2 separate regions of the Homo sapiens genome follow, and region 2 is linked to region 1. A link is an interaction called in ENCODE POLR2A ChIA-PET data of the cell type or tissue named here. Cell type or tissue: PC-9. All regions are shown on one strand. Links, peaks and the distances in the headings refer to the core of each region. The heading gives the core; the rest is flanking DNA.

Region 1 (15,546 bases), core at 4,141-12,140:
ATGGCCATTGTAGTCTCCGATAGCAACAAACGCCTTGAACCTGGTGCGCTGGCCGGCACGGGTCTGCTTCTGCACTGGCATAATCTTCAAAACCTCATCCTTGAGAGAGGCCCCCAGGAAAAAGTCAATGATCTCAGATCCCTTAATGGGCAGAGAGAAGAGATAGATCTCCTGCAGGGACTTGATCTTCATGTCCTTCACCAAGCGGCCCAGCTTGGTGACAGGCATCCACTCCTTATCCTCGGCCTTGCCTCAGCAAGCTCCGCAGCTTCGGCCCGGGCCCCGTCCACGGCCATGACCCCGGCCCCGGATGCCACTGCCGAAACCTCCGCGGAAGGCACCAGAGTTCCCCATCCCAGGGCCACCAGGGCCTCCAGGCCCCCCCGCTGCACCAGTGTCATCCGCCATTTGGTGTTTTCTCGGAGAAGAAGCTCGTAAACATTTTTTAAAGGTTATGGTAAATTTTATGTTACATATACTTTACCGTAGTTTTACAAAAGGGTTATATAACATGTTGGGAGATGAGTGCTGTGAAGAAAAGAAATAAAGCTGGCTCCAGAAGGTTAGAATAAGGGTGCAATTCACAAATGGGTGGACAGGGTAGGCCTTACTGAGAAGGTGGCATCCATGCCAAAGGCCTGAATGAGAGGAGGGAGTTGGCCTTTTAGACATCTGAGGCAAGAGTGGACCGGGCAAAGGGAATAGTCAGTGCAAAGGTCTTCAGATAGGTGCGTATCAGGCCTAAGGAAGGGCAAGGCCAGGAGGGCTCGAGTAAAGAGAACGGGGAGATAGAATTAGGAGATGAGGCGGGAGTGGAAATGGAACTTCTGAAAGGCCACTGGAGGTGCCTTGGCTCTAGTTCACAGGATTGAAGTAACTTTGAGACTTGGTTGATACTAAAATGTCAAACAGTGTTTGGGACACTAAGTGCTATAATGATCACATCAGGGAAGCTCAGCAGGAGAGTTGGCATGCGTAACTAATGCAGGCCACACCAGGGGAGCTGTAGAAAGCCCTGGGCTGGGAAGGAGACCTCAGGTCCAGCTGTTGCAGCCTCCCCATGGGACCCTGCTTGACATCTGGTCTCTCACACACTGGCCTTGAGAACTCCAGGCAAAGTGACTATCAAAGTCTTTCTGGTTTGGCCAGGAATGGTGGCTCACGCCTGTAATCCCAGCACTTTGGGAGGCCGAGGCAGGAGTATTGCTTGAGGCTGGGAGTTTAAGAACAGCCTGGGCAACATAACAAGACCCCATCTCTATATATGTGTTTTTTTGTTTTTTGTTTTTAATCAGAAAAAAGGAAAAGGGCCAGGTGCAGTGGCTCACGCCTGTAATCCCAGCACTTTGGGAGGCCGAGGCGGGCAGATCACAAGGTCAGGAGATCGAGACCATCTTGGCTAACACGGTGAAACCTCGTCTCTACTAAAAATACAAAAATTAGCTGGGAATGGTGGCGGGCGCCTGTAGTCCCAGCTACTCAGGAGGCTGAGGCAGGAGAATGGCGTGAACCCAGGAGGTGGAGCTTGCTGTGAACTGAGATCACGCCAGTGCACTCCAGTCTGGGCGACAGAGCGAGACTCTGTCTCAAACAAACAAACAAAAAAAGCGGGGGGGGGGGGGGGGGGGCGGGGGCGGGAAGAAAAGTCTTCCTGGTTTCAAGAAGAGGATTTAAATGTAGGCTTAAAGCAGGGGTTGCCCTGAGGCCCAGGAGGAGAGAGAGCTACAGGGTTCACAAACCCTGACAGACCCAGTTTCTTCCTACACTGAAAGGAAAGGGGGTTCCAGGTCTCCAGGCCTGGCCTGAGGAGGGGTCAGGTGGTATGGATGGAGAGGTCTGGCCAGGCATGGTGATGTTCATGCCTTTAATCCCAGCACTTAGGGAGGCAGAGGCAGGAGAATAGCTCCAGCCCAGGAGTTTGAGACCAGCCTGAGCAACATAGCCAGACCCCATTCACCACAAAAAGGAAAAAAAGTTTGGACAGGGAGGTCATATGCACACCAGCCTTCAGCCCACGAGCCATCCCGCGTGCAGGCATACACAGGCACCACCAGCCACAGAAGCATGTGCACACAGGCACCTGCTAGATCAGAAACCAGCCTGAAGGGCCCCCAGCAACTTCCCCAAACTGGCTGCCACGCCTGCCCAGGAAGTTGCTCAGTTCCTACATGCCACAGGGAAGGCCTGCCCACCTCCACCTCTCTTGACTCTGTCTCCTCAGGGAACAAGAGCTCCTCATCAGCCTTTGTCAAACACTCCATCCTCTGCTCATAAGCAGCTGAGCAGCTGCTGCTGAGGAACCCAGTGTAACTGGGAGTAACCCGGCCTGCAGCCACCATCCCTGGGAGCGGCTGCCTCCCATTGGCTGGGCCTCATGAGGCGACGTGGCAGCAGAGCCTCCCCTTCTACTGGCTGCCAGGGAGGCGGGCACAGGGCCAAGTCTCACGGGCTGGCGCCGGGGGAGCCCTGAGCAGCCTGCACAGGTAAGGCAGGCTGTCCTGCCCCCGGCCCTGAAGACTGGATCAAAGGCTCCAACCTGGGCCTTAGCCAGGGGCTGGCAGGATTGGGGTGGGTGGGGGGCCTCGTGGGAAAGGAAGCTGTAGTGGGGGAAGGGGTTGCGGGAAGAGCTTTGAAGGCCGGAGGCCAGGTATGGGCGCCCCTGGGGCAGGAAGGCGCCCACTTAAGCCTGGATGGGCTGGAGATGAAAGGGGTATGCCCCCCCACACCCTGAAGCAGGATGTCCTGGAGGGAACCAGAGCCCCCGCCTGACAGCCTATCCTGTGCGTCTCCCCTGCCGTCTGATCCGATCCGTGGCACCACCTCCGCCTACTTTGCCCCTGAAGCTGAGTAGCACAGGCTTTGTACCAAGGGAGAAGGTAATTTACGTCATCCAAGGTGCCAAAGGTTATGGGTTTGCTACCCCATTCCGGGTATTACCCCATCCCCTGCTCTGCCAGGAGCCACCCTGAAGGGGTGCCAAATTATTTATCACTGTGCTGTTGGAGGGTCCCACATGGAGGTAGAGATGCAGCAGGCTGGGCCTGAAGTCTAATTCCCAGCCCAGGATTCTGCAGTTCCCCTGGTGTGGCCTGTACTAGGGACCACATGCCAGCTCTCCTGCTGAGCTTCCCTGAAGTGGTCATCATAGCACTTAGTGTCCCAGACACTGCTTGGTATTTTAGTATCAACTTATTTAAGTCTCAAAATTACATCAACCTTATGAAGTAGAATTAAGTCAGGCACTGTTCTAAGAACGTCAAAAAAAAAAATTAATCCACCACAACTCTGTGAGTGTGAGATAGGTATAACTATTATCCCCATTTTAGATGAAGAAACTTGAGACTCAGAGATGTGAAGTGACTCAGCTCTAAGTAGGGAAATTGGGATTTCAACCCAGACAGGGGCCGGGCATGGTGGCTCACACCTGTAATCCTAACACTTTGGGAGGCTGAGGCGGGAGGACACCTTGAGCCCAGGAGTTCAAGGCCAGCCTAGGCAATATAGTGAGACGCTGTCTCTACAAATAATAATTTTAAAAGATTAGCCAGGTGTGGTGGCACGTGCCTGTAGTCGCAGCTACTCGAGAGGCTGAGGTGGGAAGATCACTTGAGCCCAGGAGTTCTAGGCTGCAGTGAGTTATGATCACACCACTGCACTCCAGCCTGGGTGACAGAGCGAGACCCTGTCTCTAAAAAAAAAAAAAAGAAAGAAAGATAGAAAGAAAGAAAGAGAAAGAAAGATAAAAATAATAAAATAAGCCCAGGCAGGCTGGCTCCAGAGTACAACTGCTTAACCACTCTTAAGTACTACCTCGGCCACTGCAGGAAGTGATAGAGTGGGAGAATTCAGAATTCCAGCTTCACCAAGGGGAATGAGTGGACCCTGGGGAGGAATGAGGCCTGAGCTGCCCAGCCTAGCACTTTGGCTGTCCTGGAAATGAACTGGCTGAGCATGCCAGTGCCCGTGCTCAGGGTAGCTGATGCCTCGGATGGGGTTTCAACACCCTTGGGCTTTTAACTCCTTCCTTCTCCTCACCCTTCTGCCTGTGACAAGACAGAGAGAAGGACCAAGGAGCAGATATGCTGGAAGTCCTGCCTTGTGCCACCTCGAAGGGGCATATTCTACTCACCAGGGCATAAGGCGACCCAGGCAGGTCCAGGGGGATTTGCTGATGCAGAGGCCCACCAGGGGGTCTGTGATGGCATCCCAGGCTCGGCCCACAAACAGGATGATGGAGGCAGAGAAAGGGCCCACCTGGAATGAGGAGAAGCAAAAGACAACTTCCTCATCCTTCTACTCGCCTCAACTCTCACTGGTAGGCAGAAGCAGAGGCTCCCTCCCTATCTCAGCCAGGATCTTGTGACCCTGAGCTGCTCCCACATGGACCTTACACATCTTCACTTGCCTTGTTAATAATGACAATAGCATTTCTCCAATAACAGTAGCACTGGGTGCCTCCTTAGAAGCTTTCCCAGCTCTGTCTCCTTAATTGCTTCCCTCCACTGCCCTTGAAAACATTCCCATCAATTCAAATGAATCCACAAACATTTCCTTCCCTCCCTCTCTCAGCCCTGAGCTCCTGACCACCTGATATCAGAATGAGCATTCACGGGGTGAACACAGTGTGCTTCAGTGTTCCCATCTGTATAATGGGAGTTATGAGCTCTACCTTACAGGTTCAAGCTCTATCTTGGATGTGGAAAAAGGAGCCTATAGATGCTTTTTAAAAAGGGACTTGTCACTACCCACTCAAGTTATCCCCCTCCCCGCCCCAAAACCCCCCAGGCCCTAAATACAGACTCTCCAGACTCCTCCTTATCCATCAAAGCCCTGCTATTGCTATTTCTCTGGGGAGTGGGTATTCTTCCCCATACCATAGTCTCCCTAGTCTAACCCCCCAACCCCAGCTCTAACACCCACTACAACAGGTTTACACTTTGACTGCAGGTTCCTCATATTTACACCCCACCCAAGGCCCAGCCCATGGGAGTTACTCAAAAATTAGCTGCTGAAGTTTTTTGTTCCTTCTGGAGTTCAGTGTTCCCCCTCTGTAAATGGATACAACTAAGATGCGATGCTTGCCAAGTTAGATGCTACACAGAGAAGACAGCTGGTGCAGGAGCCCCGGTAGTCATGGCTATTCTGCCTCCCACTCTCCCATCCAGACAGGGTGAATTCTCAGGATGCCAGGCTTCTGGCCAAGGCTTCTCAATGCACAGAATAGTCCTGTTTCACCCTAAGTACCCCTCCCAGTCAAAGACCCTGTGTACTGGGGCATTCTAACTTAGCCTGGCACCTAAGTGCCCTTCTGCTCCTCAGGTAAAGGTGGGATGCATCTCATCCACAAGCCTGGCAACAGCCACCAACCCCTGAGTCAAGCCAGCTGACTATCTCCCAGCCAGGAACACAGTGTGCCAGTCTCTTCTAAGAACAGCATCCCCAGCAGGCCCCATTCTCCCTCATTCTACCGCCTACCCCTTCAGGCTCTGTTGCTCATGCCAGGCAAGGAGGAGTTGCCAGACCTTTCCAGCAAAGACTCCTGGAGTGGAGACACTCCTTTACTGGATACTTTCCAGGGTCTTCTCATTTCTTGCTCACTGACTCAGAGGCAGCAAAGTAGTGATTTGGGGTCCCATTTCACAGATGGGGAAAACTGAGCGAACTGACCCAGGGGTGCATAGTCTTTCCCACCTCAGGATGCTGAAGGAGCCCTCGAAGGCTTAGACCACTCACCTGAGCCACATCCAATAGGTAGATCTGAAGGAAGAAACCCAGGGCACAGCCCGTCACCTGGTAGGGGGCTCCCCCAAGTGCATAGCAAAGCTTGTTGCAAACAGACAACTGTTGTTTCTTCTTTTTCGGTTCTTTCTGGGAAGAGGAGGAAAAGATGAAAGGCCCAAGGTTCTGGCCTCCATCCAAGAAGGTTCCACAGGAAGGACCATCCCTCTGGCCAGCTCTACCAGAACAAACAACTCTGCTTTGACCTGTTCCTATCCAGGAGATCCCACCTTTTTTTTTTTTTTTTTTTTTTTTTTTTTTGAGACAGAGTCTTGCTCTGTTGCCCAGGCTGGAGTGCAGTGGTGCCATCTCGGCTCACTGCAAGCTCCGCCTCCTGGGTTCACGCCATTCTCCTGCCTCAGCCTCCCAAGTAGCTGGGACTACAGGCACCCACTACCACACCCAGCTAATTTTTTGTATTTTAAGTAGAGACGGGGTTTCACCATGTTAGCCAGCATGGTCTCGATCTCCGAGATCCCACTTTATACAAAAGAAAGGTGTTCTCCATTCTTAGGAACATGGAAAAGGGGAATCCATACTTGTGTGAAAGTAGCCCCTAAGCCACCTCCCTCCTGGAGATTCTAAGGAAACTTATCAGCCCACCATCCCTAAAGAACTCCTCCCAAGGCCTCAGGCACTGCTCCTTTCCAGGTTTCAGGGGGAGCATGCTCCAGCAGCCGACCTGTCCCCACCCGGCACCAGCTGCCACAACCTGAAAATCCGCTTGCTGCCAAGAGCTGCCTGAGCCCAGCCCAGGCTCCCACCCTGCCTCAGAGACAGGATCCACCTGCCTACTCCTGGTGAGAGCTCTAGAGAGCTACGGGGGCCCGGCCCAGCTGGCTGCAGGCGCAGCTGTTCCACCTATCCCAGAGCATCCCTGACCACTATAGGCAGCCAGAGCTTCAGGCGGACCCAGGAACTGTCCTACTCTCCAGCTTCCCGACCCATCGCCCTCCACCCCTGAGCTCCTAGAGGACCTTGGAGACGGGAGGAAAGGCCTCCAGGTTCAGGCCTGATCCCTCTCCGGGTGGGGCACTAGGGAGGTTGGGTTGCCCAGGGAAAGTAGATATTACTCATACATAGTAACAGCATAATTGCTCACCCAGCTCCTTCCAAAGATCAGTTAATAAAATTAAAAGGAAAAGGCAGTCACCTCCCACGAAGGTATCTATTGCCTGAGATCCTTTCCTAGGGGGCCGCCTCATTTTATTTGGTCCTTCAATAAGTCCCCAGGGCTGGGGATGTGGTCGATGGTCTCGATGCGCAAAGCACCGTTCCCGCGCGAACATCCACATTCAGACAAATGCCTGAGGGACGCGGCTCCTTTAAGAGCAGAGCTCTTGTTCTTATGAATGAACTTGAGCGGCCCTAACAGCAGAGTTGAGGCGCAAGAGTAGGTGGGTGGAGTGGGAGGTAGGGGATGAGAGATGGGGAACCAAGGGGAGTTTCCCAGATTTCTGGGGTCATCTCTGGGGTTTGGGGCGGCAAGCCCCAGCCGCTCAACACGGAAGAATGGAAACCGGCTAGGCAGAGCGGGGAATCACATGGGGCTGCCGGCAGAGCCTCTCCGCAGAGCGTGGAGTGCGGGTGAGCAAAGGGGGGCGAGGGCGCCCACAGCTTTTCTCCGTCACCCCCTGTCCCAGGGCACCCCCAGGTCCTCTCTGGCTCGTAGGCTTCCTGTCCCTGGCTATCCCAATGGTCCCCTGACCAGGCCGACCCCGGGACGCCCCTGATCCCCCATTTCCGCCTCCTCCCTCCCCTCGCCCTCCACGCGGGGTGCCGGGCCCTCACCTTCACCTGGGCCGGGCGTTCAGTGCTTTGGAGGATGCTGGTGGGTAGCAGCCCCGCCGCGGAGCCGCTCTCGGCGCCTTCTCCTTTGGCCATGACCCGCGGGCCACGCCGCTTGGGACCTGGTAGACGGGATGCTCCTCTGCCCCGCAGGCCGCTGCTCCTCCCAAGCTCGCTTCGTAGCAGCCTTAGCCACGGCCGCCGCGCGCTAGCCAAGCCGGCTGGCAGACGAGGAACGCACTCTGCTGCACGCCCCCTCCGCGCCTCTTATAGTTCTGCCCAGCCCTCTCGGTTGCGGCCAATCCCCGAGCCCCGCTGCCCCGCCTCCAGCCAATCCCGTCGCCCGCCTCCCTGCCCCCGCCTCGCCCGGCGGCTCTGTGCCACCGAGCCACGTTCTCCAAGCCCCGGAACCGGCATCTGCCTGCGCTGGCTCCTAGCAATCCGAGAAGCAGGCCGCGAGACCTCCCAGACACGCGCGAGGAAACCGAGGCCCCAGGCTGAAAGTGATCTGCCCGGGGTCCCCGATCTGCCCGAGGTCCCCGAGGTCCCCAAGGTCCGACTCTCCCCGAGTCGGGCCTACCACCCATGACTTCTGAGCCCCAGGCCTAGGAAAGGTAGGGGCTCTGAAGCCCACTTTAAAATCTGGAGTCAGGGCCTCTCTCCTTCTTCAAGCCTAGAGGACGTACGCTGACACTTTCCCTCCTGATGCCTCTCTCTCATCCCCGAAGACACACCATTCCCCCGTCCTGCCCTTGGCATCCGGGCAATGGGGAGAAAGATGAGGCAATCCAGTGGCTGCCCCTGCCAGAAGGGAGCTCCCAAGTCGTGGAGAGAAGCCGGGGCTACGCCCGCTAGTACACTATGACAACAGTGGCCTTTTTATGGATAGCTTCCTCCATGCTTAATATGATCTCTTTCGGCCCTCAAAAACCACCAAGTGAGGGTGGTACTATTATTATCCCCATTTTACAGCACAGGAAGGGGAAACTTGGAGAAGTGAAGCAACTGTTATGTAGCAGAGCCAGGCCTGAAAGGTTTTGTCCGATACCAAAGCAGTTGCTCTCAACAGCCCTGCTCTATCCCTCTTAGCATAAATTACAGACGGCAGAATGGGGTGTATGTGTCTCCCAACAAGAAGCCCTGGGAGATACATGGCTCCAGAGGCACTGAGGGTTGAAACAGGGAAAGTTTTGAAAAAGAGAATGCCCAGAAATGTGGTCCTCAAAAGAAGATGGGAGGGCATTAGTTTGGAACAGAAGGCAGGCACGGATGCCAGAAAAGAACAGTCTTTAGTTCCACCTCTGAGTCCCTTATGTCAATGTCACCCCGGTCTTTCCAGTTCTCTGATTAGTGAAGGGGCTGCTGGAACTCTCAAAGGCTACCCACCCGGTTCCTGTGCTCCTTAATGTCAGCCTCCTTCTTCCTTTCTTTAAATCTCTGATTGCAGGGAGGAGAGATAAGGTCTATCTGCCCCAGGATGGTCACACCATGCTCCCTCATACGCCAGCAGATCCCATCTGGGCACACAGCTCTTGGCCATTGCTGAGCAGAAGAGAGCCAAAGTGAGGCACTGAATACTGTGGAAAGGGAATGGCTGGCCCCATTACTCCAAGCTGTGTGACACTGTTCTGTCTCTTTTCCCCTCTCCAGGCTTGGTTAGCTAAGCTCCCTTGCAGCCCCCAAATCTTCTCTCCCACAGTCACACCATACCACAAGTGATCTGTATCCCCCGGTTGACAATGAGCTCCTCAGGTAGGAACCGCATCTTTTTCACTTCTGTGTCCCCACCAACTAGCTTAGGGCCTGAATTATTGTGTTCAGTGAATGAATGTTCAGTCTTCCCCTGCTAAGGTACAAGCACACAGAAACCCATTAGGAAAAGCCCTAAGTGTCTCCATTTACTAGCTGTGCGGCTGACTCTGAACAACTCAGTTAACCTCCCTGTGTAAAATGGTGATATTAATAGTAGCTACTGGCCAGGCACCCTGGCTCACGCCTGTAATCCCAGCACTTTGGGAGGCTGAGGTGGGTGGATCACGAAGTCAGGAGTTCCGGACCAGCCTGGCCAATATGGTGAAACCCTGTCTCAACTAAAAATACAAAAATAAGCCGGGTGTGGTGGGGCACACCTGTAGTCCCAGGTACTCAGGAGGCTGAGGCAGAAGAATCGCTTGAACCCAGGAGGCGGAGGTTGCAGTGAGCCGAGATCGTGCCACTGCACTCCAGCCTGGGTGACAGACAAAGACTCTTGTCTCAAAAAAAAAAAAAAATTAATAGTAGCTACCTAATAGATTTGTTTTGGGGATGAAACAAGAAAATGCACAGGAAGCATTTAGCACAAGTGCCTGGGAGCTGAAGCTGGGCTGGTCCCCCTCCTGGCCTGATTCCAGTCTGTCAGTGTAGCAACGCAAGATTCCAGATATGGCCTGACCAAGCCAGCACAATAGGCCTATTATTTTTTCCAGTCTGGATGCGACACATTGTTAATGCAGCCTAAGACTGCTGGGCTTCAGAGCCTTTCTCTCCCATGATTAGTTCCCATCAGGTTGTGGTCAACTAAATCATTCAGATCCTTTTCACCGGAGTTGGGGTCAAGTCAGGTCTCTCCCCGATCCTCTGCTTTCTGTAATGTCTTGAGGCTCACAACAGAACAATGTCATCTTGCTTATTCCAGCCTGTCGAAATTGTTGTGGATGCTGGTTCTATGGCTCACTGTTTTCTCTCACTCTAAATTTAGATCTGGCTGTCCCTTGCAACTTCAACTCCACCAGCCATGTTGTTGGTCAGGACAGAGCCCCATAACACAGCACTAGAGACACTCACTGTCACCACTAACTGAATCACGGCACCGCCAATACAACAGCTCCCAAATACCAAGCAGCCACTGGTATGCTGGGCAGCGTGCCCCATAAGTGCTTTAAATATACTATCTCATTTACTTCTGTTTTTTTTTCTTTATATCTCATTTAGTCCCAACAACACCACTGGAGAGAGTTGTTTTTATTACCCTCATTTTATTTATTTTTATTTTATTTTCTTAGAGATAGGGTCTTGCTCTCTCCTCCAGGCTGGAGTGCAGTGGCACACACGATCATAGCTCACTGCAGCCTTGAATTCCTCAGCTCAAGTGATATGATTAGGCTTTGTGTCCCCACCCAGATCTCATCTTGAATTATATCCTAATAATCCCCATACCCCCACAATCCCCACATGCCAAGGGAGAGACCAGGTGGAGGTGACTGAATCGTGGGAGTGGTTTCCTCCATGCTGTTCTCATGACAGTGAGTGAGTTGTTACAAGATCTGATGGTTATATAAGGGGCTCTTCCCCCTTTGCTCAGCATTTCTCCTTCCTGCTGCTTTGTGAAAAAGATGCCAGCTGTGTGCAGTGGCTCACGCCTATAATCCCAACACTTTAGGAGGCCAAGACAGGTGGATCAGTTGAGGTCAGGAGTTTGAGACCAGGGTAGTCAACATGGTGAAACCTGTCTCTACTAAAAATACAAAAATTAGCTGGGTGTGGTGGTGCGCGCTTGCAGTCCCAGCTACTTGGGAGGGTGAGGCAGGCGTATCACTTGAACCCAGGAGGCGGAGGTTGCAGTGAGCCGAGATCACACCACTGCACTCCGGCCTGGGCAACAGAGCGAGACTGTCTCAAATAAAAAAAAAAAAAGAAGAAGATGCCTTGCATTCCCTTTGTCTTCTGCCATGATTGGAGTTTCTTGAGGCCTCCCCAGCCATGCTGAATTGTGAGCCAATTAAACCTCTTTCCTTTATAAATTACCCAGTCTCAGGCAGTTATTTATAGCAGTATGAAAACAGACTAGTATATTAAGCAGTCCTCCTGCCTTAGCTTCCTGAGTAGCTGGGACTACAGGCATGTGCCACCATGCCTGTCTAATTTTTAAGTTTTAAAAAAATTGGCTGGGTGCGGTGGCTCACGCCTATAATCCCGGCACTTCAGGAGGCCGAGGCAGGCGGATCACAAGGTCAGGAGATCGAGACCAGCCATGACCAACATGGTGAAACCCCATCTCTACTAAAAATACAAAAATTAGCTGGGCGTGGTGGTGTGTGCCTATAGTCCCAGCTAGTCAGGAGCCCAAGGCAGGAGAACCCAGGAGGCAGAGGTTGCAGTGAGCTGAGATCAGCCAAAAAAAACTTCTGAGAAGACTGGATTCAGAGAGCTTCTGGCTAGCATGAATACACAGAGCTTCCTGAGGGTAATGTCCCAGCCAAGGCATGGAAGCTCCACAAGCCTTCCTCCGTATCTCACCTTATGCATCTCTTCATCTTTATCCTTTGTAGTATCCCAAACCAGTCAACATGGGTGTTTCCTTGATTTCTGTAAATAACTCCAGCAAATTAATCCAACCCAAAGAGGGGATCATGGGAACCTCAATTTGAAGCCAGCTTGTCAGAAGTTCCAGAGGCCTGGCGTTGTGACTGGTGTCTAGGGTTCAGGAGACAGTCTTGGGAACTGAGCCCTCCACCTATGAGATCTGATACTATCTCCAGGTAGGTAGTGTTGGAATTGAATGAGAGGACACCCAGCTGGTGTCCACTGTTTAGTGTGTGGGGGGAAAAAAGAAAACCCATACCCGTGGTCAGATCATTCTTCTATGTTGGTGATTGTGGTGATGGTGGTGTGACAGTAGAGGAAAAACACAGTTTGAGAGGTTTTTCCTAAACAACTGGTGTCAGGAGTGGGATATTCTGGGCTGATCCAGGCTCAAGGAAACATGTGGTTTGGGAAAAGAAAGTACAAAAAGATGAAAGATGAGGAACCTTTGATTCCTGGGTGGCCATGTGCTCACCCATAGTATGAAGCCACAGGGACACACGTAGTATGTACCTAGATTAGGTACTAAAAGTCAAAGATACCAGGGAAATTTAGAGATGGCTCCAACTCCCAGGGAGTTGATTGACTACATGCATAAGGAAATGCAAATTAATAAGAAAAAAAAGCTAAATATTCAGTTCCTTGGTTATTATCTGTAATGGCTAACGTGAAATTAAAAGAGAATGCTGGGTGAGACCTTGGTGCTAGACCAGCTTAGACCTCAATCAGTCTGAATTTAGGCCACCAGCCTCAAAGCTGCCCCCACAGGGCAGAATTATGCAGAGACAACAGAAAGTACTTCTAAGACTTGTGTTTACCAAGAAAGTAATCACTGTGGGAGGAGGGCAAAACCAAGTAACTATTGAAACCAGAGGGCATAGTGTGAAGGAATTATTCCATTTTGTAGATCCTTATCATCAGCTTCCTGAGGAACTTTTACGAAAATGAATTCTGTGAGTAAGTAGTTTAGGAGCAGGATCTTTGGTTTTAATTGCTGCGGAGTGGAAGAGCCTGTTTGGGTTGATGCAGGACCCACAGCTCACTACTGAACAATGGCAGATGGGTATATGTGATTCAGACACACAAAAGATGTATTTCTGAGGGAATGACCAGCCTTGGACTGGTTTTATCCAGTGGACTGGATAAAAGCCACTATAATATCTATTTACCCTGAGAAGCGGGGACTGTCCAACTCCACCTAGAAATGCCAAGGGGACCACCCCAGATGAAGCAGCCCATATGCTTCATATGCAAGCCATATGGGACTGGCTTTATGATGGCAGGGACATTCACCCACTGAAGATGCCCATTACCCAAGTCATGCTAAGTGCTGTGGTTAAAGGAGCCTCTTCTACACTGGCACCCCATGTAAGCTTACTCCTGCAGAATCAAACAGCAGTTCAAATTTGCTGTCTCAGCTTCCATTCATGGGTCTTAGAGATGCTAATGAAAGCATAAGGTTAGTTAACAAGAGAATGAGAAAAGGCAAAAGGTAGAGTCAAAAGACTCATCCTAAGAAGACTGAAATTTTTAAACGGTTATTAAGAAATAAGATGAATAAAGAAAACATTTAGCCAGACGTTGTGGTTCAGGCCTGTCATCCCAGCACTTCGGGAGGCCAAGGCAAGCAGATCGCTTGAGCCCAGGAGTTTGAGGCCAGCCTGGGCAACATGGCGAAACCTGTCTCTCCAAAAAAATATTAAAAATTAGCCGTGCATGGTGGCACGTGCCTGTAGTCCCAGCTACTCAGGAGGCTGAGGTGGGAGAATCACCTGAGCCTGGGAAGTCAAGGTTACAGTGAGCTGTGATCACACAACTGCACTGTAGCCCAGGTGACAGAGTGAGACCCTATCTCAAAAAAAAAAAGAAAGAAAACATTGATAGGGTTGATGGGATGAAACTAAGAGGAAAAAGAAAGGGAGAGTTGGCCGCGCGCGTTGGCTCACGCCTGTAATCCCATCACCTTGGGAGGCCGAGGTGGGCGGATCACGAGGTCAGGAGATCGAGACCATCCTGGCTAACACAGTGAAACCCCGTCTCTACTAAAAATACAAAAAAAATTAGCTGGGTGTGCTGGCGGGCACCTGTAGTCCCAACTACTCAGGAGGCTGAGGCAGGAGAATGGCGTGAACCCCGGAGGCGGAGCTTGCAGTGAGCCAAGATTGCGCCACTGCACTCCAGCCTGGGCGACAGAGCGAGACTCCGTCTCAAAAAAAAAAAAAAAGAAAAAAAAGAAAGGGAGAAGTTATGGGACTCATCCCCATGGGGTGAAAATCTTTAAATGGTTATTTTCAAAACTGAATGAATAAAATGAAAATTGATGGCTTTAAAACAAAGATCTTAATACAACACTTTTGAAGCCTGGGTGGACCAAAGGGAACCCTTACTGGTCCCCAATGTTAAAGGGCCCCAAACCAGTTTCCTATATTTCCCCCAGCTGGGAGAAATTGAAAAATCTGGAAGGCAGAGATTACAATGAGAAATCTGATCTGAAATTGCCTAGGGAAACGGTCAAACAGATTAATCAAGATGTAGATCAAGGCAGGGTGTGGTGGTTCACGCCTGTAATCCCAGCACTTTGGGAGGCCGAGGTGGGCAGATTACTTGAAGTCAGGAGTTCAAGACCAGCCCGGCCAGCATGGTGAAACGCCGCCTCTACTAAAAAATACAAAAATGTATCCCAGCTACTAGGGAGGCTGAGGCAGGAGAATGGCTTGAACCCGGGAGACAGAGGTTGCAGTGAGCCGAGATTGCACCACTGCACTCCAGCCTGGACAACAGAGTAAGACTCCATCTCAAAAAAAAAAAAAGATGTAAATTGAGGCCCTGTGTGGTGGCCTATGTCTGTAATCTCAGCCCTTTGGGAGACTGAGGCAGGAGGATCACTTGAGGCCAGGAGTTCAAGATCAGCCTGGGCAACGTAAGGAGACCCCATATTAAAAAAAAAAAATTCAAAAAATTAGCCAGACATGGTGTCACGTGCCCGTAGTCCCAGCTACTCAGGAGGCTGAGATAGGAGGTACACTTGAGCCCAGGAGTTTGAGGCTGCAGTGGGCCATGGTTGTACCACTGCACTCCAGCCTGGGCGACAGGACGAGACCCTGTCTAAAAAAAAAAAAGATAAAGATAGCCAAAAGCAAAAGGGCCAGGGTCCTTTGGCTCAACCCCTGGCTGGGAACCCAAAGCTTTTTGCACAAGAGTGGGTAAAATGGTCTAGGGATGGAGAAGTTCCTGAAACTAGGACATAAAAATGTAAGAGTTGATAGGATTTTGAAAGTTGGTATATTTGAATACACCTCATGTGAAGTGGTTGCATCTCTTTTACCTGATTGTAGCATGGGAATGAACACTGTATCTTATTGGAGAATGTTTCCCCTACCTGGTTTTGTAAAACAGAAGGCATGTAAATCTGCCCTTCAAGCATTATTAATTGAACATGCTAAACGGTAACCTATAAGTCTGCCAAGCCCACATGGTGCAGAGTAGAAGATAGAATACCAGTAGGTTCAAATTCTTCATTCGATAGCCCTATGTTGAACATTTCCTGGCCTTTTGGCAAAAGGCTGTGAGCACTTCCCAGCAACGACTCCTGGGACTTTGGACTAGAGAATTTCCACTTGAAGGGTATTTACTACCTTG
Region 2 (15,546 bases), core at 3,030-11,029, 120 kb after region 1:
GGATGTTCCAGTCACAGAGCAAGGCAAAGCTGGGACAAACCTTAGATCACCTTTCTTACTCTATTACTAAATCTCATACCAAATCTCATTTGAGAGCTGAAAAGTACCATAGAGCTTTGGGCTATTTGCTCAGCCTGGAGTGAGAATGAGGAATGCCATTTTGTACCATCTGGCCATAGCAATCCCAAGGCAAGCAGAGCCCTCCAGTCCAGGTATCCAGAGCCTCCAGTCCATCACACCAGCAGTGCTATCTAAATGGCTTTGGCAATTAATTCCAATACTCAGTGAGCTATTAGGTTCATCTGCTTCTGTCAGTAAAAATCTTGATTAGGCTTTAGATACTTCTCACAGTTCAGGCAGTGCTGTTGTAAGTGGGTAGAAAGTACTTTGATTCTGAAGAGAGATCTAGACTTGAAAATACTTTGCTTGATTCTTAGGGCTAAGCAAGAGAACAGCTCATCTGTATTCCAGGAATATGGCTTGATCCTTCCTAACTCTCAGTAATTTTTTGTCCTCTCTTAGCTCTCTTTAGTTCCAAAGAGGATTTTTTTGCTTAAAACAAAACAAAACACCCAGTATAACATTAAAAAATAACAGTCCGGGAGTGGTGGCTCACGCCTGTAATCCCAACGCTTTGGGTAACTGAGGCAGAAGGATCACTCAAGCCTAGGAGTTTGAGACCAGCCTAGGCAACATGGTGAGACCCAGTCAGCACAAATATATACATACATACATACTTACATATATATATATGTATGCATGCCGGGTATGGTGGGTCATGCCTATAGTCCCAGCTACGTGGAAGGCTCAGGTAGGAGGATGGCTTGGGCCTGGGAGATTGAGGCTTCAGTGAAACATGATCATGCCACTGCATTCCAGCCTGGGTGGCAGAGCAAGACCATGTTGCTCAAAAAGAAAATAAAACTAACAACCCCCTCCCCCAAACACACATGCATGAAATCAACCTTTTATGAATGCAGTGACTTGTCAATATCCCTAGCACCTAGACACAGTCAAATATTTGTTGAATCAATTGCATGAAAGCATAAAAACTAAGTAGGTCTCTACATAAGTGATCTGCTTCAATTGTTAAATACTTTTTAACCAGGATGAAGAAATTTTGGGATAGCCACCAGCAGGAATTTCTGTATTTGATTATCACCTACTTGGGCAGTTAAGGCTGTTTTCTAAAATGATGGCTAACTGGTTATTTGTAAAGCTACTCTGAATGCTTACAAAGGAAGCTGCATGTTTGTATTAGTTCAGGTAAAAGGCTAAGTTGCTATAACAAAGAGACTCAACAATACAGTGGCTTAAAGAACAAAGAAGTTTATTCTTTCTCACGTAACAGCTCTGAAGGGAATTAACCTGTCTGAAGTGAGTGATCCAGGTCATTGGGGCAGCTGTGCACCAAATGGTCATTCAGGGACACAGATTCCTCGTATCATGTTGCTTCTCCATCCTCTGGAGCATTGTCCTCATCTGCTGCATGCTTGAAGCTGGGTCATCACTGGTCCTAGCTGATGGGAAGGGGAAAAGGAACAGGGAGGAGGTAGACCCGCTGCCTCAAGGCCTGGACCCTGCAGTGGCACGGATACTTCTGCCTACATTCTCACTTTCCATTGGCAATGACTTAGCCCGATGGCCACACCTACCTGCCAGGAAGGCTGAGAAACGTAGTCAAGCCATGTGCCAAGAAGGAATGGGAGGACAGGTTTTGGTGGGCAACTTACAGTCACCACTAGATTGGTATCATGGAAGGAGCACTCAATTCCAGGCTCATTTAACTAATTAATTTAACTCAGTTTGCTAGGGGCAAATCTATTTCTCCATCTGTGAAATTAGTGAGTTGTATTGAGCTGACCTCTGAAATATTTCAAAAAGTAAAGCTTGAGAAAATCCTGGCTGGTAGGACTTTAAGATGAGAATAAGAAAGCATTATAGGGAATGGGAGACTGTATAAACATCAGGGCCAGTGGCTCATACTGTAAAGATGGTGGGGAGGAAAGATGGAAGGTGTTTTGGTGGCATTGTTGAATAACTGAACTAATGACTTAACTGCCTACTTTCAGACTTTATGTGGCAGGGAGGGGACAGGGGGAGAAAGAAACCACTATTTGTATTTGCAGCTGAACACTTTACTTTCTAATATACTATCTGTGTGATCTTGGGAATATTGCTTAAAAGCCTGTTTCCTCATGTATAAAATGAAGTTATCTGTATTCCACGGGACATGGTAAGGATTAAGTGAGGTCCTGTTGTAAATAGCATAGTGTTTTGGCACTGTAGTGCCCAGTAAATGGTAAGTACAAATTGGATTTATTTGCTTCATTGGGGAAAAATTGTTAATGCTATTAAAATGTTGGTTTATGATATGGTATCATTTCTTGGAAGTTATCAGGGCAAGCTCTGACTTAAGACTGACTAGTTTGGTGGACTATAGTACTAATGGCCAGAAACGGTGCCTCGGGCTTCAGCTGCCACCCACCTAGGCTTCAGCTGTTAAGTTTTGTTTGTTTCAATGATATGATTTCTTCCATGGGTCAGCTCATTTGCTTGAACTGTTTTCTTCCCTTGAAATGTCCTTTCCCCTGCTCTTTACCTAGTGAACTCCTGCACATCCTTCAAGGCCCAGATCTGATGTCCTCTCCTTAGAAAAAGCTTCTTTGACTCTAGGGAGACTTAATTTCTCCTCCTAGCAGTTAATACGTAATAGTGTTAACATTAGCTGGTGCTTAGGTAGTCCTATGAGCTAGGCACTGCTTTAAGCACTTTTACACATATTAACTCATTTAATCCTCACAAAGCCCTATGAGGTAGTTTTGTCATTGTTCTTGTTGTCTCTGTCTTACAACTGAGGAAACTGAGTAGAGCAGTTAGGTGACTTTCCCAAGGGCAAGCTGGGATTTGAAAATAGGTGGGTGGCTCCAGAGTCTGTTCTGGCTCATTATTTTGCCACAGCTCATAGCACCTGTTATTTATCTCTTGTTCCCACTGGAAAGTAAATTCTGCCAGGATCTGAGTACTATTTTAAGATGATTGTGGAACATATAGTGGGCACCCAATGTATATCGAGGCTAATTTCTGCAAGACACACCTCCCTGTCTAAACGTAGACATGGCTTCTCTGTGTTGAGTGCTTCTGTGTGTCAGGCATTATATCAAGCACATGCATACGTTATAATGATTCCTTAAAACAAACGGACAAGATAATCTGTTATCACCATTTTATAAACACAGCTTAATGAACAGTGGTTGGCACAGAGTAAACATGCAAATATTTGCCGAGTAGCAGAGATAAAGCTTGGTGAGGGCAGCGATGTTTGTCTGTTGTTCACTGCTTTATCCCTGGCATCTACAAGGGCCTGCTGCTTAAAAGCACTTATTTGTGTTTTTGTTTTTTTACTTGAAGTCAGCCTTTTATTTTTATCCAGATTTATTGAGATATAATCGACAGATAAAATTATATATATTTAAACTATATAAAGTGATTTTATATATGTGTATATATGTATGTGTGTATCTATCTATCTATCTATCTATCTATCTGTCTATCCATCTATCTATCTATACCACCATCAAGTTAGTTAACACATCCCATAAACATTTGTTGAGCTAGGATTTGAAGCCAGTTTGGGCTGACTCCAAACTCATACTCTAACCACAACCCTCTACTTCTGCAAGGGCATTTCTTTAGGGTTTTTGAATGTACAAATTTAGGGTTTTTGAATGTACAAATTATTTATATCCCATCTACTTCTAAGAAAGAATCAAAGGAAGAAAAGGTTAAAAAAAAAAAAAAGAAAAGACTGAAGAACTAACTCTTGTACAAAGATGTTTATGGCAAGAATCATGGTTGCAAATGAAACAACTCTAACTTAAGTAAAAAGGTGGATTTATGATTGGGTTAATGAGGTGTCTCATCAAATTCAAGGGCAGGAAAGTATCTAGGCTCCAGCCACAACTTGTACTACCCAATCTGAGGCTTTAGAGACTTTCTCTTTTCTCTGCAAATCAGCTCACTCCTCTCTCACTGTAAACAGGCTTTCTCTACATGGCAGGAGACAGGGCTGCTAGTAGCACCTGTGTTTCACCTCTTATGGCCTTGACAACTGGGGACAGATTGTGCGGATGTTTTCTCTGGTTCTAAGTTCAAAAGCCCTAGGACACCCCGTACCCATTAGAATGGCTGCTATAAAACAAAACAAAACAAATTAACCCAGAAGATAACAAGTGTTGGCAAGAATGTGAAAAAATTGGAACCCTTTGCACTGTTGGTGAGAATGTAAAATAGTACAGCTGCTGTGGAAAATAGTATGGCAGTTCCTCAGAAAATTAAAAAGGGAACCGCCATATGATCCAGCAGTCCCCCCTCTGGGGATATATCCCAAAGACCTGAAAGCAGGGTCTCAGGGAGATACACCCTTGTTCTGCATAGCAGCGTTCTTTACAATAGCCAAGGGGTAGAAGCAGCCCAGTTGTCCATCAAGAGTGAATCTAGGCCGGGTGTGGTGGTGCACACCTGTAATCCCAGCACTTTGGGAGGCTGAGGCGGGTGGATCACCTGGGGTCAGGAGTTCGAGACCAGTCTGGCCAACATAGTGAAACCCTGTCTCTACTAGAAATACAAAAATCAGCTGGGTGTGGCGCAGGCCTGTAATCCCAGCTACTTGGGAGGCTGAGGCAGGAGAATCACTCGAACCCAGGAGGTGGAGGTTGCAATGAACCGAGATCACGCCACTGTGCTCCAGCCTGGGCGACAGAGTGAGACTACATCTCAAAAAAAAAAAAAAAAAAAAAAGTGAATCTAAGGGCTGCACATGGTGGCTTGTGCCTGTTATCCCAGCACTTTGGGAGGCCAAGGCAGGAGGATCGCTTGAGCCCAGGAGTTCAAGACCAGCCTGGGCAACACAGTAAGAGCCCATCTCTACAAAAAATAAACAGATTAGCTGGGTGTGATGGTGTGTGCCTGTAGTCCCAACTACTTAAGAGGCTGAGGTGGGAGGATCACTTAAGCCCAAGAGGTCAAGGCTGCAGTGAGCTGTGATTGTGTCACCGCACTCCAGATCCTGGGTGACAGAATGAGGCAGACCCTATCTCAAAAATAAATAAGAGTGAGTGGATAAACAAAATGTAAGTACATATGATGGAATATTCACCCTTAGCAAGGAAGGAAGTTCTGACGCATGCTACAACTTTGAGGACATTATGCTGCATGAAAGCCAGTCAGGCCGGGCGCAGTGGCTCATGCCACATTGGGAGGCTGAGGTGGGAGGATTGCTTGAGCCTGGAGTTTTGAGACCAGCCTGGGCAACAGAATGAGACCCACCTCTACAAAAATAAAAGAATTATTACCCAGCACTCGGGGATGAGAGGTGAGATGATGCTTGAGCCCGGGAGGGCAAGGCTGCAGTGAGCCTTGGCGCCACTGCACTCCAGCGTGGGCAGCAAAGCAAAAAAAAAAAAAAAAAAAGCCAGTCACCAAAAGACAAATATGGTATAGTTCCACTTACATGAGGTATCTAGAATAGTCAAATTCATAGAAACAGTATGGTGTTGGCTGGGGGTGGAGGGAAGGGTAAATGGAGAAGTTTAATGGGATAGAGTTTCAGTTTTGTAAGATGCAAAAGTTCTGGAAATTAGTTGCACAACAATGTGAATATGCTTAACACCACTGAACTATACGCTTAAAACTACTTAATACACTTTCATACTGTAATACACTTAACATTACTGAACTATAAGCTTAAAAGTGAATTTTACCACCATTTTTTAAAAGTAAAAGTCCCAGGAAAGGGATCTTTTAGCCCAGCTTGAGTCTAGTGCTTATCCTGAGGCCCATCAGCCAGTCTGGAGATGGATTCCTGAAAGGACAGGACAGTTCCCATGGAAAGGATGGAGTGGAGGTGGAGTGATTCCCAGAGGAGAAGGGTGAGCGGGTTGGTAGGAGGGGAGGGCACCTGGGCAGACAAGCATTTGTGTCCACTGTGGAGTTGCTGTCTGCTAGTCAGTAAGACACTTGGTTTTCTAGCAGCAGGGCTGAGCTTAACTAAGTCCATATGCCTTCTGGGTGGTACTTGCCATTATCTTCATCATGAGATATCTGTAGTAGTCATTCCTTAGAAATTTATGGCCCAGTATGGTTTTAACAAAACTACATATCTTGTTAGTATTTGCCAAAAACATTTGAGGTCGTTTCTACAAATGAAGAAACAGACTCACAGTATTTCAGTGACTTAACACAGGGTTGGTGTTAGTTCAGTTGTAAGGGATTGAAAGCCAGTTTAAACTAATTTAGGTATAAAAGACGATTTGTTGGCTTATGGAATCTAAAAGTCAAACAACTGAGCTTCTCCTGAAAGGACAGGCAAGGTGCAGCTGGGCCTCAGGAACAATTGCTCCCAAGGACTCAGACACTACCAGCACTGCCTCATCTCTTCTCAGCGTGCCGATTTCACGTTTCTCTCCATGCAAACCAGCTTTCTTCACGTGGTCGTGGTCATTGGAAGCTGCCACACCTCACATCTTACAGCTTTTCTTCACTGAAAAGAAGTGGACCAAATCCCAAGTTTAAAAGCCCCAGGAAAAGACGCAATTGAGTAGAGCTGAATTCTGTTGTCTACCCTTGGATTAAGAAGGACAGCGTACCATCTAAGAACATGGCCCTCCCTGTAGAACAGTATGATAGAATGAAGCCAGGGAACACGAGAGTTTTCAGGAAGAGGGCAGGGATGGGATTGGTGCTGAGTAGACCAAATAATAGGTGTCCATAGCAGTGACACAGAGTAGGTGGCAGATGAGAGAACTCCAGGTCCTCTGACTACAACCCTGACTAGCGCACCGTAACTACCGAGTACTTCCCATGCAAAAGGAAGGCCCTATCTCTGCAAGAACCGTGCATGGTGCATTATCAAGTGTGAGGCTGGGGTCAGACTCTGAGTCACCAGAAGTGAAGTGACAAATGACCTGAAAGCAAGGCATAAAGGAAAACCATTTAAGTCTGTGCCTTCTGCCTGAGCCTCCTTGTTAATATGAAGGGGATCGAGGTATAAAGACTTTTTATATTTTTGAGACAGGGTCTCACTCTGTCACCCAGGTTGGAGTGCAGTGGCACTCCTGGGCGCAGGTGATCCTCCCATCTTAGCCTAGGGAGGTTGGGACCACAGGCACCTGCCACCATGCCCAGGTAATTTTGTTTTTTTGTAGAAATGAGGTTTTGCCATGTTGCCCAGGCTGGTCTTGACCTCCTGGTCTCAAGCGATGCTCCCGTCTTGACCTCCCAAAGTGCTGGGATTATAGGTGTGAGCCACTGTGTCCGGCTCCAAGGTATAAAGACTTACATAGAAGTTATTTGTGGATTCAAAAATGTCTCTGTGTCTTGCTGGATCTGCATAATGAAGTCAAGTTGCTTGGAGACTGGTGGGTTCCTGATGGCAGACAAAAGTGTCAGCTTACTCTCTCTGAACTTTGGCAGTCAGACTCTTCAAGTGCTTTTTAGAAACTACCTTCTTTTTTTTTTTTTTTTTTTTTTTTTGAGATGGACTCTCTCTGTCGCCCAGGCTGGAGTGCAATGGCGCGATCTCGGTTCACTGCAACCTCCGGCTAATTTTTGTACTTTTAGTAGAGATGGGGTTTCGCCATGTTGGCCAGGCTGGTTTCGAACTCCTGAAATCTCAGGTGATCCACCCGTCTTGGCCTCCCAAAATGCTGGGATTATAGGCGTGAGCCACCGTGCCCGGCAAAACTACCTTCTTACTACATTCGTGGCTTTCTGTTGTTTTAAATATCAGCATGTAAAGGGTGCAGAGAATTCGGTGATCATGTTTCAGTTGTTTTCAAACTTGTTTTTAGCTGTGGATCCTTTTTTTTTTTTCCTTCTCCCAAGTCATACATGAATTGCAATATATAATATATACTGAACTAGACTGGCTTCAGGTCTGGGTAGGGTGCACAGTCTTCTGGTCCCTCTGATTTAGTGCCCACCCCCTTCCCCGCCCCCCGGCTGTGGGACACACTTTGAAAATCTCTGATCCAGATTAGCCACATAATTGAGCAGACAGAGAAAGTGAGTCCCAGAGAGGTTAAGTAAGTCACCAACAGCAACACAAAGAGTTAGTAAGTAGCAGAGCTATGCCTGGAACCCTGGTCTCCTGGTTTAGCAGTAGTGTTCTTTTTACTGGATTATGCCACTTCTAGTTATTTTGAATTAAAAAGTAGTTGTATTTTTCATCAGGTACGTGGTAAGTTGAACCAGTTCTGGACTAATATGAAGGCAAGTAGAGGACTTTAGGAGTCAAACAGCTTTATAATTAGGAATACCTATTAATTCAACAGACTTAAATGAGTGCTTATCATTCACTATTCTAGGTGCTAGAGATATATCAGTGAACAAGACAGTTCCTGTCTTCAGAGAGCTGGAGTCTTGCATGCTATCCCAGTGAATATGATAAATGCTGTAATAGAGTCGTTTAGGGAATACACAAGATTTTACCTGACTCGTTCTAGAAGAGTCTGGGAAGGCTTTCCTGAGGAAATGGCATCTGAAAAAACATGAGGCCTGGCACCAAGGCTCACGCCTGTAATCCCAGCACTTTGGGAGGCTGAGGTGAGGGGATCGTTTGAGGTCAGGAGTTCGAGACCAGGCATGGTGGCATGTGCCTGTAGTCCCAGCAACTCACGAGGCTGAGGCAGGGGGATTGCTTGAGCCCAGGAGGCAGAGGTTGCAGTGAGCCAAAATCAGCCACTGCACTCCAGCTTGGGCAACAGAGTGAGACTCCATCTCAAACAAACAAACAAACAAAAAACCTGAGAATAATGGGCAGGAGCCAGGTAGGAGAGTGTTCGGGGAAAAGGCAGGAGGGGTCTGCAGGACCCAGGTCATAGAGGACCCTGTAAACCATGAATCCCGAGAAAACATCAGACGTGTTTCCTGGAGAGATCACTCTGGTGCAATGCAGAGAATGGATTGGCTGCAGACAGCCTAGAGGCAGGGGACAGTTTAGATATTTAGCAGGTAGCATTTATAGGACTTGATGAAATGTTGGAGGTGAAGGAAGGGAAGGGGTCAGGAATGAGGCTGAGGTTTCTGACTTGAACAGTTGATTAGACAGTGGCCAAGTCCTTTGGCCAAGATAAGAACACTGGAGGAGGAGCAGGTTTGGGTTGAGGATGAGTTCAGTTTGAGACTTGGGGAGTTTGAGGCATCTGTAGAGAATCCTCATGGAACTGGATATTCGAGTTGAGCCCAGATTGCACTCTGGGCTGGAGATAGGGATCTCAGAGTCATCAGTATTGACGGTATTTGAAGCCGTGGAAGATGAGGTCACTCGAGCAGGGGGTGTAGTGAGAAGAGAAACAATCTAGAGCAGAGCCTTGAACATTAACAGAGCATTTTACAGAGCTTTGAGAAGGGAGTGGTCTGCAGGGAAGTGTGTAGGGGCCATGCACAATAAGGAATGAGAAGTATCCATTGGTTCTTAGTGATGACATCAGTGGTAACCTTGGTAAAAGAGGGGTCAGCTGAGGGTTAGAAAATGGAAGCCATATTCCAGTGGTTTGAGGAGTGAATGGGAGGAGAGAAAGTGGTGAGTGTCTAAGTTAGGAAAGGAAGGAGAGGGGGTTGCTAAAGGGAGGCTTGGGGTTGAAGCAGGTTTTTTTTTTTCCCCCTTTCTAAGAGACTTTCACATTTTAAAATGCTAATTGGAAGGAGCTAGTCATTCTAAATACTAGAAAATGGTTTCCTCCTTTTGTGAAAGATTTGGAAGACCATTTTTCTTAATATAATACAGCTCTTCCTTGACACTGTCTACAGGTGGGGTTACCAAGTCATCCTGTTTGGCTTGGGATTTACTAGTCTTAGCACTGAAAGTCTCATGTCCTGAGAAACCCCTCAGTGGGGGCAAACCAAGATGATCAGTCACCCTTTGTAGAGACCTCCTTCCAGAAGGATTAGGTAAGGCACAGTCTGCAGTTGCAGAGACTGTGATTTAGCTTTTCTCTGAAGATTTAGAGGAGTACCTACCTCTGAAAATAGACCTGTTGCAAATAATAGAAGAAAATGTAGGTGATACCTGATTGAAGTTTCAGTAGGATTCAAAAGATGGTACATAATTCACTTAGAACCAGCAATCCTACAACTGGAATAATCTGGGATAAGAAGAGATTAGGAGAAGATTAAAGACATGGCTGCTGAATTAAAACTGCATGGAAGCAACGAATGCCAGGTCCAACACAGAAGATCAATTTAGTAAAGAAAACAAACTTCAGATGGTCTCCCAGAACACAGGAAACTGATAAAAGACATGAAAATAAGATAAAAGAGGAGCTATGGAGGGCAGAACAATGAAAGATGAATTTTGATAATTCAACTGAGTGGACTCATGATTAATAGTGAATAATAAGAGTGAGGACATGTTGAGTGCTTGCTCTGTGGCAAGCCCTTTCAAACCCTTTACATGTGTGAACTCATTTAATCCTCATAACAATACTGAAGGATGGGTACTGCTATCCTCCCCCTCCACCCCATTTTCCATATGGCAAAACTGAAACACAGATTAGTAAGACAATGTGTGCAAGTTTATGCAGGCAGGAGATGGGGAGCTGGTGAACTCAGGTGGTCTGGCCCCAAAGTCGTTGCTCTGAAGTGCTGCGCTGTGCTGCCTCAGTATAACATTGAAATTAAATTGTTCAGTCATTCATTCAAGTGTTTTTTTGGTGTCTACTAAGTGCCAGGCTTAGCTCTGCTGCTGGGAAAATACAGACAGGGTTTCTGCCCAAATGCAGCTTACATTCTCATAGGGAGAAAGAAAATAATGCAAGTAACAAGCAATAAAGAAAATTTCAGTATGAAGTCCTATGAAAAATGGAAAAACAGGGTAGAGAGTTATTGGTGTGTGTGTGTGTGTGTGTGTGCGTGTGTGTGTGTGTGTGTGCTGAGGTGGGCGTTCTCACTCTGTCACCCAGGCTGGAGTGCGGTGGCGTGATCTCGGCTCACTGCAACCTCTGTTGCCTTTCAGGTTCAAGCAATTCTCCTGCCTCAGCCTCCTGAGTAGCTGGGATTACAGGTGCCTGCCACCATGCCCGGATAATTTTTGTATTTTTAGTGGAGATGGGGTTTTGCCATGTTGGCCAGACTGTTCTCAAACTCCTAACCTCAGGTAATTCGCCCACCTTGGCCTCCCAAAGTCCTGGGATTACAGGTGTGAGCCACCATGCCCAGCCTGAGGTGGGGGTTCTACTCCAGATGGGTTGCTCAGGGAAGATCCTCTGAGGAGGTGGCATCACCTGAGTCTGGAATGATGTGGAGTTGGTCATACAAGAAGATGGAGTAGAGGGAGCAGCAAATGCAGAGGCCCTGAGATAGGAATTGGGCTGGGCATATTTACAAGCTAGAAAGAAGGCTAGTGTGGCTACAGAAGAGTGAATGACAGGGTGATTTGTAAAAGACAAAGTCAGAGAAGTAGCCAGGCACTAGATAAGGACTTTGGATTTTATTTTATTTATTTTTTAATTTAAAAATTTTTTTTTGAGACAGAGTCTCAACTCTGTCACCCAGGCTGGAGTCCAGTGGCACGATCTCAGCTCACTGCAACTTCCACCTCTTGGGTTTAAGTGGTTCTCCTGCCTCAGCCTCCCGAGTAGCTGGGACTACAGGCAGCTGCCACCACGCCCGGCTAATTTGTTTTTGTATTTTCAGTAGAGGCAGGGTTTCACCATGTTGGCCAGGCTGGTCTCGAACTCTTGACCTCAAATGATCCACCCACCTCGGGCCCCCAAAGTGCTGGGATTACAGGCGAGAGCCATTGCGCCAGGCCTGGATTTTATTAAAGGAAGGAGTTAAAGAGTTTTCTGGCTGGTTTGTTCGTTTAGTGAGGGGAGGAATATGATCTGATTTACACGCTAAAAGATAAGTCTGGCTGCTCTGTGAAAATAGACTGTAAAGGCATAACAAGGATGTGGACTGTGGAAGCAGGAAAAAGGTTAACGGGATGTTCTGGCTGGAACCAGCGCCTGGAGCTCGAAGTTTTGAGCTGTCTCTCTGCCTTGGGGCATCCCCTCCCCATCTTATCTTATCACATTCACTGATTTATCTTCCTGTGGAAAAAGGAATCAGAGATCATAACTTCATAAAGGAATGACTACCCTGCCTCCTAGCTTATTAGACCAGCGGAGGGCCAGCCAGGCCAATCACACTCCTCCCAGGAATTTCAAATTGCAGCTCAGTCCTAGCTGGGTACACTTGAACAGAGAAATACAAGAACTGTGTTTGGTCATACACACGAAATAACTATTTGTTGTTATGAATGGGTGCACTACAAAACAGAGAAGGCTGATCTTCAGAGAAGGAGAAAAGCAGACAATGCAGGAGGGAATCCCAGATGAGGAAAGGAGAGAGAGATTCCTGTTGACTTCCCAGTTCCTCGGTCCCGACCCTCCTGAGGCCTAGTGTGCTTCCTTGGGTTCCTGAGATACCTCTATTTCCTTGTAAAAATTTCCATTTTCGCCTAAGTGCATTTCATTTATGTTTACCCCCAAGGCTCCTTGTTCCAGGGTGTGCACTTTCCGGGCTCCTGGCCTCGACGGCCACATTGTTCTCATCTGGGGCTGGTGGAGCCCTTGCTTCCCCACAGCCTCACCAGCTGGGGGCCTTGTTGCCTTGTTTTTTCTAGTTTTATGGGCCTATGAGGTTATCTTAAAGGTAACTGATTTTGCATTTATTTCCTGGTCAGACTTTCATTTTCCTAAGATAACTTTATATTCATGTTGTTTACATTTTAAGTGCTTTCTGGGTAGAATCCAGTTTCAAACTTAAATACTCAATTCAGTTTATTGGATAATAAACGTATCTGGTTTTTTTTTCTTTTTTTGGGTTTTGGTTTTGCATTTTCCCACATTCTCTTTCTTTCCTTTGTTTTGTTTCTATTTTTGTTTTTGTTTGAGACAAGGTCTCACTCTGTCACCCAGGCTGGAGTACAGTGGCACGATCTTGGCTCACTGCAACCTCCGTCTCCCGGGCTCAAGTGATCCTCCCACCTCAGCCTCCCGAGTAGCTGGGACTACATGTGCCACAGTGCCTGGCTAATTTTTGTATTTTTTTATAGAAACAGAGTTTTGCCATGTTGCCCAGTCTCGAACTCCTGAGCTCAAGCGATCCTCCTGCCTTAGCCTCCCAAAGCGCTGGGATTACAGACGTGAGCTACCTCGCCCGGCCTCTTTCCTTTTTATATCCTACAGAAGATAAAATAGAAATGAATTCATTCATCAAGCATCCTTTGAGTTTTTACTGTGTATCAGCCCTGAGTATATGAAGATGAACATGTCATGGTCCCCGTCCCTCACTTTGCCCACCTTAGAGAAATCGGTTTCCTGGGCCCTCCTCTGCTCTTGGGCCGCAAGCCCTCCCTGAATGATCTCATCTACTCTCAGGCTTTGGCTCCCACCTGTTCTGCAGGATGAGCAGGCTTTTTTGTTTGTTTTTTAATGATATGTGACTATTATCCCGTGCCCTTTGTCTTCAGTGCTTGCATGTTCAGTTTGACCCATGGGAAATTCCCCTCAGATATTTCTGTTACTATCAGAAATACCTTGGTGCTGTCCACAGGTATAGCTTGAGTTAAACTGGCTCACACACTAAAAAGCGTCTTCGCATGCACCCGTGGGACAGGGGTGGCTCTTCAGGAGCCAGCAGAGCTTACCCAGAAGCAACTCAGCAGCGCTGAATCTACTTGGACCTTTGGCCTGTGGACTGCCCTGCACGGCCCTGGCAGGAGTGAGGCTGCCTGTCCCAGAAGTGACACATGGGTACTCCTCGGAAGAGTCTATGTGGCTTCTATTCACTGTCAAAGAGGGAAGTGAGTAAGGAAGGGTGCTAGGAGGGTGGTTTAAGTGCCCAACAGCTGCATTTAGGAGAGACTTTTGGTCTCACATCACAGAGTATGAGCCAAAAAAGGAAACCCATGTCCTTGGCCACATGTTCTCCCAGCAGTTTTCAGATTGGAGCCTGTGTGTACTGATCACTCTCAAGTTCTGCCCTAGGTTCCAGACCTTCCTTCTGGATGTCCCATGCACACTTCAGACTCACCATGTCCAAGACAGGACACGTTACCATCCCACCATTCCCCAACCACCCCCTCCTCACTATCCACAGTCCTGATTGTAATAGTCTCACTGCCAGCCCCATCACCCAAGCCAAAATCCTCACCTCTTCCTCAACCCTTTCTGGGACCCCTCCCTTTCCTTCTTTGATAACCACCTGGTCACAAAGTCTTAACCATCTGTATTGGCTTCCTATTGTTGATGTAACAAATGCCATCGACCCTTAAACAACAAGGGTTTGAAGTGCATGGGTCCACTTAGACACAGATTTTTTTCAACTGCAGATCACAAATACAGTGTTTGCAGGATGCGAGGCCTGTGTATACAGTGGATTCCACATGTACCTGCCATTACTTCAGGACTTGAGTATATGGATTTGGGCATACTTAGGGGGTCCTGGAAACAATCCCCCACAGATAGTGAGGGACAACTCTTAACCACAAACTTTATGGCTTAACACAACACAAATTTAGGATCGTTCTTACAGGTGTGGTGATCAGAAATCTGAAACGAATTTTGTGCACTAAACTTAAGCTGTCGGCGGGGTCAGTTCCTCTGGAGGCTCTGGGGGAGAGTCCACTCCCCGCCCTCCAGCTTTTCCAGGTGGCCTGCATTCCTCGGCTTATAGCCACATCACTTGGATCTCTGTGTCTGCCGTCATGTTGCCTTCCTCCTACTCACTGTTGTGGAGGACCCCTATGATTACACTGGGCCCCTGGATAACCTAAAATAATCTCCTCATCTCTAGATCATTAATTTAGTCACATCTGCAAGGTCCCTTTTGTCATTTAAAATGACAGTCACAGGTTCTGGGGATTAGGATGTGGACATCTTCCACACCATCCTGACCACTTACCATTCCAGAACTCACCTGTTCCAGCTGTCATTGCTCTTCAGGCCAGGTCATCTCCCTTCTAGGCTGTTCAAACAGCCTCCTAATTGGTCTCCGCCTCTGGTCCTACCCTCTTCAACCCATGATCCTTCTAATAGCATCTTCTGTGTCTCTTTCTTGATTCTGCGTTTGTACTGACTCCCTGTTATCATCAGGATCCTCCAGTCTGAGTGCCTTAGATGGTGTGTGAGGTCTTCTGAGGTCTTTATCCTGCTCACTCCTTCAGCCAAATCCCCCACTTGCCATCACAAAGCTATTTTCCATGCTTCAATACAGAGAATAGTGTGGCTTTTAGAGCTCCTGAGGCTTTTAGAGCTTCTTTTTTTTTTGAGACAGAGTCTCGCTCTGTTGCCCAGGCTGGAGTGCAGTGGTGTGATCTCGGCTCACTGCAACCTCCACTTCCCAGGTTCAAGCAATTCTCCTGCCTCAGCCTCCTGAGTAGCTGGGACTACAGGCACATGCCACCAGGCCTGGCTAATTTTTATTTTGTTAGTAGAGACAGGGTTTCACCATGTTGGCCAGGCTGGTCTCGAACTCCTGAACTCCCGAACTCCCAAAGTG

The links. Peaks named below come from ENCODE experiments on the same cell type or tissue, not always from the same donor. Only the 100,000 strongest peaks of a DNase experiment are listed, where the experiment ranks them.
Region 2: POLR2A ChIA-PET joins it to region 1 with 25 read pairs; 3 of 35 experiments call an interaction of 5 or more read pairs at or near these places.

The regions. Positions count from the first base shown.
Region 1 is chr1:39,947,409-39,962,954 of GRCh38, reverse strand. It overlaps MFSD2A (MFSD2 lysolipid transporter A, lysophospholipid), which reads right to left and starts at 7,810. Exons shown (of 14, transcript NM_032793.5): 1 at 7,570-7,810; 2 at 5,734-5,868; 3 at 4,130-4,254. The coding sequence starts at 7,662. It also overlaps the pseudogene RPS2P12. RefSeq lists an enhancer at 2,179-2,288 and a silencer at 7,859-7,988. In PC-9, for the core only: no CTCF peak of the experiment used is centred there; DNase peaks (open chromatin) are centred at 6,844, 7,104 and 7,904; H3K4me3 peaks cover 2,153 bases.
Region 2 is chr1:39,823,851-39,839,396 of GRCh38, reverse strand. It overlaps LOC105378667 (a long non-coding RNA gene), which reads right to left and starts at 15,251. Exons shown (of 4, transcript XR_947221.3): 1 at 14,965-15,251; 2 at 13,694-13,834; 3 at 7,340-7,426; 4 at 1,442-1,520. TRIT1 (tRNA isopentenyltransferase 1) reads left to right here. Exons shown (of 11, transcript NM_017646.6): 11 at 1-1,287. RefSeq lists a silencer at 2,294-2,494. In PC-9, for the core only: no CTCF peak of the experiment used is centred there; a DNase peak (open chromatin) is centred at 9,276; H3K27ac peaks cover 278 bases.